Regions from separate parts of the Homo sapiens genome. Here region 1 is linked to region 2. The links are chromatin loops, found by intact Hi-C in ENCODE. Cell type or tissue: transverse colon. All regions are shown on one strand. Links, peaks and the distances in the headings refer to the core of each region. The heading gives the core; the rest is flanking DNA.

Region 1 (5,386 bases), core at 233-5,232, 66 kb before region 2:
AACTTTTTCCATCCTTTTAACCCTTTTGTGGCTTTATTTAAAGTGCTTTTTTTTTGTAGGCAGTATACAGTTGTATCTTTTTTCCCCAATATGAAAATTAGTCTTTTAATTGGTATATTTAGATTACTTACGTTTAATGTAACTATCAATATAGTAATTTTAAATCTGTCATCTTACTGTATGTGTTCTATGTATCTTGTCTATTCTTTATTCCCTTTTCCCTGGTTTCTCTGCCTTCTTTTGGATTGAGGTGTTTTTTTGTTTGTTTGTTTGTTTGTTTTTGTAATGATTCCATTTGTCTCCTTTGTTGGCTAATTAGCTATATGTCTTTGTTTTGTTATTTTGTGGTTGCTTTAAGATTTACAGTATAATCTGGGCATAGGGGCTCACACTTGTAATCTTAGCACTTTGGGAGGCTGAGGCGGGTGGATTGCTTGAGGCCAGGAGTTTGAGACCAACCTGGCCAACATGGCAAAAACCCCATCTCTTCTAAAAATACAAAAATTAGTGGGTTGTGGTGGCACATGCCTGTAGTCCCAGCTACTCAGGAGGCCGAGGCATGAGAATCACCTGAATCCAGGAGGCAGAGGTTGCAGTGAGACGAGATCACACCACTACACTCCAGCCTGGGCACAGAGCAAGACTGTGTCTCAAAAAACAAACCAACAAACTATTTAGAGTATACATCTTTAAGTTATCATAGTCTACCTTTAAGTGATATTATATCACTTCACATATCATATAAGAACATTACAATAGGATACTTCCATCTTGGCCTTTGTATTGTTGTACAGTTTACTTTTACATATGTGATTAACTCCATATAAGTTATTATTGTTTGAGAAGTCACTTCTCTTTTAAAAGCTTAAATAATAAGGAGAAAGCTCTTATGTATTTACCCAGGTAGTAACTATTTCCACTGTTCTTTATTCCTTTGTGTATATCCATATTTCTACCTGATTATTTTTTCTACTTAAAATAATTTACTTTAGCATTTTTTGTTATGTAGGACTTCTGGTGATGAATTCATTCCATTTTTATATGTCTGATAAATCCTTATTTTGCCTTTATTTTTATAAGTACCATGTGCTAACTAGTTGTATAATTGGAGCTACAGTTTTATTTTTGGAAGCTATTTTTGCTGGGTATAGAATTATAGATTGACAATTTTTTCTTCTTAGTTTATGAAAGATTTTGCTTCACTATTTTACACTTGCCTTGCTTTTGACATAAAATCTGCTATCATTCTTACCTTCTTTTGTTTATGTGATATGTCCTTTTTTTCTAATTGCATTTAGTATTTTTATTTTTTAAAAAGTGAAGTCTCACTGTGTCATCCAGGGCAGAGTGCAGTGGTGCAGTCATAGCCCACTGTAGCCTCAAACTCTTGGGCTCAGTCTTCCTGCCTCAGCCTCCCGAGCAACTGGGACTACAGGCACATGCCACCACGCCCAGCTGCTTTTAAGATGTTTTGTTTGTTCCTGGTTTTAAGCAATTTGCAATGTGCTTTGATATACGTTAGTTTATATTTCTTGTGCTTGGAATTAAATGAGCTCCTTGGATCTTTGGGTTTATATTTTTATTAGGTTTGGCATAATTTTTCAGCCATTATTTCTTTAAATATCATTTTCTATCCCTCTGTGCCCCCCATGTGGAATCCAATTACATGTGTTTAGGCTGCTTAAAGTTGTCTCCACAGCTCACTCATGCTTTGTTCATTTTTTTTAAACTTTCTTTTCTGTTTTTCATTTTGGATATTTCTATTGCTATGTCTTCAAGTTCAATAGTCTTTTCTTCTGAAATGTCTACCTGCTATTAATCCTATCCAGTCTACTGTTCATCTCGCACATTGTAGATATTATTTCTAGAAATTTGATTTGTGTTTTTATATATTCATATCTCTGCCTAAAATCTTGAATATTTGTCCTTGTCTGCTAATTCTAATACCTTTCTTAACTCTTGGTCAGTTTCAGTTGATTGACATTGCTCCTCGTTGTGGGTTGTATTTTCCTGCCTTTTTGCATGCCTGGTAATTTTTGACAGGATGCCAGACATTGCAATGTTATCTTCTGGGGGGATGGAAATATTGTTGAGCTTTGTTTTGGGATGTAGATAAATTACTTGGAGACAGTTGATTCTTTTGTCTTACTTTCAAGATTTATTAGGTAGGAGCAGTGCTAATTAGACAGGGATAATTATTTCTTAACCCGTTTATACCGAGTGTTCCATAATTGGAACACTAAGCTTGTGGGAGTTATTTATATCCTATTGCTTAAGGTCATCACCAAGGTCTGATTTCTCACACACAAAAAATTTGCAACCTCCAGCATAAATGGGTTAAGCAACATCTTTCTGAGTACCCAGTGCTTGTGAATTATGAGTTTTTCCATTCTTTTTGTTTGTTTGTTTTGAGACAGAGTCACACTCTGTCATCCAGGCTGGAGTGCAGTGGCACGATCTCAGCTCACCGCAACCTCCACCTCCTGGGTTTAAGCAATTCTCCTGCCAGCCTCCCAAGTAGCTGGGATGACAGGCACTTTCTACCATGCCTGGCTAATTTTTGTATTTTTAGTAGAGACAGGGTTTCACCATGTTGGCCAGGCTGGTCTTAAACTCTCGACCTCAGGTAAACTGCCCACCTCGGCCTCCCAAAGTGCTGGGATTACAAGCATGAGCCACCATGGCTGGCTGAGTTTTTCCATTCTATCAGGTGGAAACAGACACTGTTTTGCATCAGTACCAGACACTGTTATCTCCAATCTTTTCTAGTGTTCCCCCACCCCCTCAGGCACATGTAGTTTGCTCAGAAACATGCACTGACTACTCAAAGATAAATCTCTGGACTTCTCTGTGTAGTTCTCTCCTATTTGGTACTTGGTCCTGCAAATTCTAATGGCCTGGGTCTACCCCAGATTCTCGGCTCTGGGAGTCTGCTGGGTGATAACCTAGGGCGGTCATATTGCCTAGAATCTGAAAATTCAGATTCTGTTCAGTAGGTTTTTGCTAGGGTCTGAGACTCTACATTTCTAAGAAACTTTTAGATGCTGTCAATGCTCTGGAAAGACTACTTCGAGTAGCCAGGGTCCCTAGATATTCAACAGATATGTAATGTAAACCACATATGTAATTTTACATTTCCTAGTAATCGCATTAAGAAAATTAAAAAGAAACAGGCGAATTTTTTTTTTTTTTGAGACGGAGTCTTGCTCTGTTGCCCAGGCTGGAGTGCAGTGGCGCGATCTCGGCTCACTGCAACCTCCACCTCCTGGGTTCAAGCGATTCTCCTGCCTCAGCCTCCCGAGCAGCTGGATCTACAGCGATGTGCCACCACGCCTGGCTAATTTTTGTATTTTTAGTAGAAACGGGATTTCACCATGTTAGCCAGGATGGTCTCCATCTCCTGACCTCATGATCCACCCGCCTCGGCCTCCCAAAGTGCTGGGATTACAGGTGTGAGCCACTGCGCCTGGCCACGAAACAGGTGAAATTAATTTAATTATATATTTTCTTTAACTCAGTCTACCCAAAATGTTATTTCAACATGTAATCAATGTAAAAATATTAATGAGACATTTTTTCTTAAATTTTATAGTAAGTCTTAAAATTTGATATGTATGTTATAGCTATCAGATACTACATTTTTATCTGAAATACTTGGTCTATATTTAGCTTTTATAAAATTTATAGTTGAAAAAGTATATTTGTTAACCAAACCCCAAATATACAAGTTCTCCAGCAACTGAACTCAGCATCAAAAAATCATTCTCCACGATATTCGCATTCAACTTGACAAAACTGGTTCATCTTTTTTAGAATAATTAATTTGACTTTTTGAAACAAAAAATATCAGTTTCAAAGCTACATCTGTTCAACTTAGGCAAATTCACTAACTCTTATGCCAGCTCAGAATTGTTGACATTAAATTCAAAGGAATATTGCAAAAATGGAAAAACTAACTCTAAATTTATCAATATCAACAAAGTATTCCCCAACATTTTCTTATGGATTTTGAAGGCAATTTATATAATGCTTTTGATTTCAGTGAAGTCATCCACATATTGATTCAAGTTACAAAAATGTATGAAACCATTATTTTTTACTTCTCTTATGAAAAATGTCAATTTTGACATAAATTCTCCTGCCTCTCTAGCTAGGTCATAAGTAAGTTTTTCCTTTCCTTGAAACTTTAAATTTAGCTCTTTCATATATAGTGTGTGATATCTGTGAAAAAAAACATAAATCACACTGCCTATTTTTTTTTTTTTTTTTTTTTTTTTTTTTTTTTGAGAGAGAGTCTTGCTCTGTCGCCCAGGCTTGAGTGCAGTGGCGTGATCTCGGCTCACTGCAAGCTCCGCCTCCCGGGTTCACGCCATTCTCCTGCCTCAGCCTCCCGAGTAGCTGGGACCACAGGGGCCCCCCACCACGCCCGGCTAATTTTTGTTTTTTGCATTTTTAGTAGACAGAGTTTCACCATGTTAGCCAGGATGGTCTCGATCTCTGACCTTGTGATCCACCCGCCTTGGCCTCCCAAAGTGCTGGGATTACAGGCGTGAGCCACGGCTCCCAGCCCACAGTGCCTATTTTTGTCTTCATTTCTTGCTTCAGCAAGCATTCTTTTTTTGTAAAGAAAATCCTGCATTGTAGTTAACTGTACAGTGAATGTTTGTAAAAATTCTTCTATGATTCAACCAGAGATCATTGGCAAAGAACACATGATCAATCATTTCTGGTTTTCTATTTCTTTCAGCAGTTCCATAAACTGCTTCAAGAATCCAAGATGTTTTATAACTGGCCAGAGTTATGAGCTGAGATGTAAAAAATCATTAAAACAATTTTTTTGGCCATTCTTATTTTGAGTGACTAATTTCATTGATCTGTTTTTGACTGTCGAGGGGAGATGGCATCAAATTCATTATGTTTTTGCTGAAATTGTCTGTTAATATTTTCTGCTTTATTATCTTTGACTTTTTATGTAACACACAGCTTTCTCCTTTTGCTCTGCCACAGCAAGTTATAATTGCCATTGATTATGTTGCTTTTTGCTTACCTTCCTCTCCTGTCTCTTTTTTTCTTGACTGTTCTGATTGTATTATTAATTTCTGTGTCTCCACTGGATTTTGTATCAGTCCTAAGGCTTTGGAAAGTGTCTCTGTGTTAGGACTGCTACAAAATTTTCAAAGTGATAAATTAGAAAAATTGGCCATATTTATTTTATAAACTAGAGAAACAATGTAATTATATCTTAATTAAAACAAGTATTTTGATATAATTACCAATTATGATTTACATAGTTATCACCATAACTTGTGCTGTCTGTGTAAAATATTCATATGAACACATTACAGTGTTACATCAGTGTTTAGAAAAAAACATTTAAATGGAAACA
Region 2 (5,386 bases), core at 200-5,199:
ACTCCAAAAGAAACAGAAAAAAAAAAAAAAAACCCACACATACACACTCAACAGACTAGGAATAGAAGGGAACTTCTTCAACCTGAAAAAGACATCTATGAAGAACCCACAGCTAACATGACACTGAATGGTGAAGGGCTGAAAGCTTTTCTCCTAAGCTCAGAGACAAGACAAGGATATCCATTCTCACCACTTCTGTTCAGTATTTGTGAACAGTAAATTTTAGGTGCTGTGATGGTTAATATTAGGTGTCAACTTGATTGGACTAAGGGAGGCTTAGATGCCTGGTAAAGTATTTTTTCTGGGTGTGTCTCTGAGGGGCTTGCCAGAGGAGATTGACATTTGAGTTGGTGGAGTGGGAGAGGAAGACCCACCCTTGCTGTGGGTGGGCACCATCCAGTCAGCTGCCCAGCATGGCAAGAGCGAAGCAGTAGAAGAAGGTGGGATAAGCAGCTTGCTGGGTCTTCTGGCTCTGTTTCCTCTTCCTGTGCTGGATGCTTCCTTCTACTCCTCCTGCCCTTGGACATCAAATTCCAGGTTCTTCGGCCTTTAGACTCTGGGACTTGCACCAGTGGCTTGCCGGGGGGTCTAGGGCCTTTGGCCACAGACTGAAGGCTGCACTATTGACTTCCCCAGTTTTGAGGCTTTAGGACTTGGACTGACCACTACCAGCTTCTCTCTTCCCCAGCTTGCAGACAGCCTATCATGGGACTTACCTTGTAATTGTGTGAGGCAGTTCTCCCTAATAAATTCCCTTTCACATGTATATGTATCCTGTTGGTTCTGCCCCTCTGGAGAACCCTAATACATTTGTCAACCTGGCTGGATTAAAAAACACCTAGATAGCTAATAACACATTATTTCTGCGTGTGTCTGTGAGGGTGTTTCTGGACGAGATTGGTGTATGAGTGGTAGACTAAGTGAGGAAGATCCACCCTCCATGTGGGTGATCACTGTCCAATTGACTCCGGGCCTGGATAGAAAAAAAGACAGGGGAAAGGTCTTTGCTGGAGCTGCAACACTTCTTCTACTGCCCTTGGACATCAGAGCTCCAGGTCCTCTGTCCTTTGGACTCTGGCATGTGCACCAGTGGCCCCAGGATTCTCAGATCTTGGGCCTTAGATTGATAGAGTGATGCCATTGGCTACCCTGATTCTGAGGCCTTTGGACTTAGATGGAGACAGGCTGCCAGTCTTCCTGGTTGTCCAACTTGAGGACAACCGGTTGTGGGACTTCTCAGCCCCCATTATCCTGTGAGCCAATTCCTCTAATACATTTCCTGCCTACTTCTATATATCTATCCTATTCATTCTGTCTCTCTGGAGAACCCTGACTAATACAGTATTGTGCTGGAGGTTCTAGCCAGAGCAGTTATACAAGAAAATGAAATAAGAGGCTTCCAGATTGGAAAAGAAAAGGTAAAACTATCTTTACTTGCAGATGGCGTGATCTTGTTTATAGAAAATTTTTAGGAACTCACCATACTATTAAAACTAATAAGTTCAGCAAGATTGCAGGACATAAGATTAATATACAAAATCAATTTTGTTATATATACTTGTAATGAATAATATGAAATAAAATAGAAACAATAATTTGTTTTCTAATAGCATGAAAAAGATAAAAAACTTAGGAATAAGTTTAACAAAAGAAGTGTAAAACATATACCTTAAAACTATAAAACATCATTGAAAGAAACTAAAGAAGACCTAAATAACTGGAAAAACATTCCATGTGCATGGATCAGAAAACAATATTTTAAAAATGACAGTACTCTTCAAATTGATCTACAGATTTAATGCAATCTCTGTCAAAAATCTCAAATGAATTTTTTTAATTGACAAGTAGATACTAAAACTAATATGGAAATTCAAGGGACCCAGAATAGCCATGACAATCCTGAAACAGAAGCACAAAATAGGAGACTCAGCTTCAAAACGTATTACAAAACTACAGTAATTAAGATAGTGTGGTACTGGTATTCTATTCTATTCTATAGAATAGAATTGAGTCTAGAAATAAACTCATACATTATTTGTGGTCAATTAATTTTCAGTAAATCAGTGGAAACAATACAAAACAATGCCAAAACAATTCAATGGGGAAAAATAATCTCTTCAACAAATTGTACTGGGGAAACTGTATATCCATCTGCCAAAGAAAAGCTGGACTCCTACCTCATATCATAAACAAAAATTAACTCAAAATTAATAAGAGGCTTAAAGGTAAGCCTTAAAACTCTCAGAAAAAGCATAGATACAAATTTAATGGCCTTGGATTGGATTTTTTTAAGATATGATACCAAAAGGACAAGTGACAAAATAAAAATAGATAAATGTATCAAAATTAGAAAACTTTGTGCAGCAAAGGACAATATCAAGAAAGTGAAAAGGGCTATGCATTAGTCCATTCTCGCATTGCTATAAAGAACTACCTGAGACTGGGTAATTCATAAAGAAAATAGGCTTAATTGGCTGATGGATCTTCAGGTCATATAGGAAGCATGGTTGCAGAGGCCTCAGGAAACTTACAATCATGGCAGAAGGTGAATGGGAAGCAGACACAGCCTGCATGGCTGAAGCAGGAGGAAGAGAGAGAAGGGGGAGGTGCTACACACTTTTAAACAACCAGATCTCATGAGAACTCACCATCACAAGAACAGCAAGGGGGAAGTTTGCCCCCACGATCCAATCACTTCCCACCAGGCCTGTCCTCCAACATTGGGGGTTATAATTCAACATGAGATTGGGGCAAGAACACAAATCCAAACCATATCAGGCTGGGCACAGGGACTCATGCCTGTAATCCTGGCACTTTGGGAGGCCAAAGCAGAGGATTGTTTGAGTCCAGGAGTTTGAGACCAGCTTGGTCAACATAGCGAGAACGACTCAGAAAAAAAAAAAAAAGGAAAAGGAAAAAGGCGATTCACAGAATGGGAGAAAATAGTTGCAAATTATATATGTCATAAAGGACAGTATCTAGAATACATAAAGAACTGTTAAGACTCAATAATAAAAAGATAATTTGATTAAAAAAGGGCAAAGGATTGGAATGGATAGTCCTCCAAAGAAGATATGCTAATAACTATTAAGCACATGAGAAGGTTTTTACTATCATTAGCCATTAGGGAAATGCAAATTATAACCACAATAAAAAACACTTCATACCCACAAAGACGGATAATGACAGTTGTTTGTGAGGATGTGAAGAAATTGGAATGCCCGTGTTTCCAAAGCAACTGTTTTGGAAAACAGTCCAGCAGTTCTTCAAACAATTAAACACAGATTTACCTTTTATAACCCAATATATCCACTCCTAGGCATATCCCCAAGAGAAATAGGATACATACCTATACATATACCTATACCTGTAGTCCCAGCTGTACAAAAATAATAATATTTCTAGCAGCATTATTCATAATACCTAAAGAATGGAAACAACCCAAATGTTTGTCAACTGAAGAAGAGACAAATAAAATGTGGTATATCCATACAGTAAAACACTATTCAGCTTTAAAAAGGATTGTAGTGCTGACATATGCTAAAACATGGATGAACCCTGAAAACATGCTAAGTGAAAGAAGCCAGACACCAAAGAACACAAACTGTATAATTCCTTTTATGTGAAATTTCTAGAACAGGCAAATCCATAGACACAAAGTAGATTAATGGTTGCCTACGACAGGGGGTGTATGGTGGCAAATTACGAGTGACTGCTATGGGTCTGTGGTTTCTTCCGGGAATGATGAAAGTGACTAGAATTGAGTTTCTAATGGTCGTACAATTCCGTGAATATATTAAAAACCATTGAATGATACATTTTACATTAGTGAATTGTATGGTATGTGAATTTTATATCAGTAAGCCTGGTGTGTGTGTGTGTGTGTGTTTGTGTGTGTGTCTTACATATATTGGACGGTTAACTGTCAGCACTTCATGATAGATGAGACTTAGGGAGTGAGGACAAGTGAGGAATTAAGAATGACCTCTAAATTTTGGTCTTGAGCAATTTCTCAGAAGGAGATGAAAGACTGAGATTAGGAGGGTTTCTTTTTGCTTTGTTTTGTTTTTGTTTTATGGAGAGGGCCAGCTTTGAGAATCAAGAGTTCTATTGTGGACATATTAAGTTTGAGGTGTCTATTAAATATCCAAACAAATCTTAGGCAGACAGTTGAACGTGTGTCTAGAACTCCGAGGAGTAATCTAGACTGGAGATAACATTTAGATGATAGGTGAATCTGCAGGAAAGGATGAAAACAGAGAGAGAGAGAGAGAGAGAGAGAGAGAGAATGCATGTGGCACAGGATGAGGTAGAATAGGAGAGGGGAGTTACAAAGCAAACTGAGAAGGAATGGCCAGCCAGGGAGGAAGGAGAAGTAAGAGAGTGAGCACAAGGTCACTGAACTCAGGCACAAAGTAAGTCCTACCGAGAGGTAGTCATAGGAGGACAGAAGGATCTATTGGAATTGCCAAGATGGATGTTGCCCATGACCATGATAAGAGAAGTTCAGATTGGAAACTCCAGATCCGAATGGTTTGAAGAGGGAATGTGAAGTGCTACAGTGGAGACAATTTGGCACCTGTTTTCAGAAGTGTTGCTGTCACCAGATTCTGATGAAAAATTGCTCTTGGATCTTTACCTGCTCTGCTGAAATGCCCAAAAAGGTGCTGGTTGGGTTTGGAGGTCGTGTCTTCCTGGGAGCCAGCCCTTCTGGGTATGAATGTTGCATCTGTGTAGGGAGTTGCTAACTTGTAGGCAGGGTTGGGGCGCGAGGGTGGTGTGAGGCTGGGGTTCGGAGAAGAGTGCCATTCTTTGCCTTGTTCTCTGATGGTTTTGATTTTGTTTAGTTATTTTGATTGGGAGAAAATGTAAAGAAGGGGTTTACTAATGTGCTTTTTCAAAGTCTAGGTCAAATTGATAAAAAGAAATCTCTGTTTGAAATCAGAATAAAGAGAAAAGACATTCCATGCTCTTGTTTTGGAGACAGGGTCTCCTGTTGCTGCCCAGACTAGAGTGAAGTAGCACAAACTACTGGCCTCAAGTGATCATCATGCCTCAGCCTCCCATGTGGCTGGGATTACAGGCGTGTGCCACCATGGCCAACTTATGATTTTTATTTTTGTAGAGACAAAGTCTTGCTATGTTGCCCAGTTGTTCTCCAACTCCTGACCTCAATGATCCTCCCAGCTTGGGCCTCCCAATGTGTTGACATTACTGGTATGAGCCTGTGCACAAACTTCATTCCAGGCTTTTTTTTGTAGTGAAAGTCTTTATGAAACACAGTCCTAACTGTTCATATATAATTTATTATATATGCATTTATTAATACATCACTTGGTTGTATTAAATACAACCATATTTATGGTAATAAATGTGGTAATAAATA

What was found. Peaks named below come from ENCODE experiments on the same cell type or tissue, not always from the same donor. Only the 100,000 strongest peaks of a DNase experiment are listed, where the experiment ranks them.
Region 1: it touches region 2 in a loop (21-fold over the local background); 10 of 110 quality-filtered maps call a loop at or near these places.

What each region holds. Positions count from the first base shown.
Region 1 is chr10:29,716,132-29,721,517 of GRCh38, reverse strand. It overlaps a transcript of SVIL not described here. Among named protein-coding and RNA genes, the nearest start is that of SVIL, 84 kb to the right of the region's middle. In transverse colon, for the core only: no CTCF peak of the experiment used is centred there; no DNase peak of the experiment used is centred there; H3K27ac peaks cover 1,791 bases.
Region 2 is chr10:29,650,521-29,655,906 of GRCh38, reverse strand. It overlaps a transcript of SVIL not described here. Among named protein-coding and RNA genes, the nearest start is that of SVIL, 18 kb to the right of the region's middle. In transverse colon, for the core only: no CTCF peak of the experiment used is centred there; no DNase peak of the experiment used is centred there.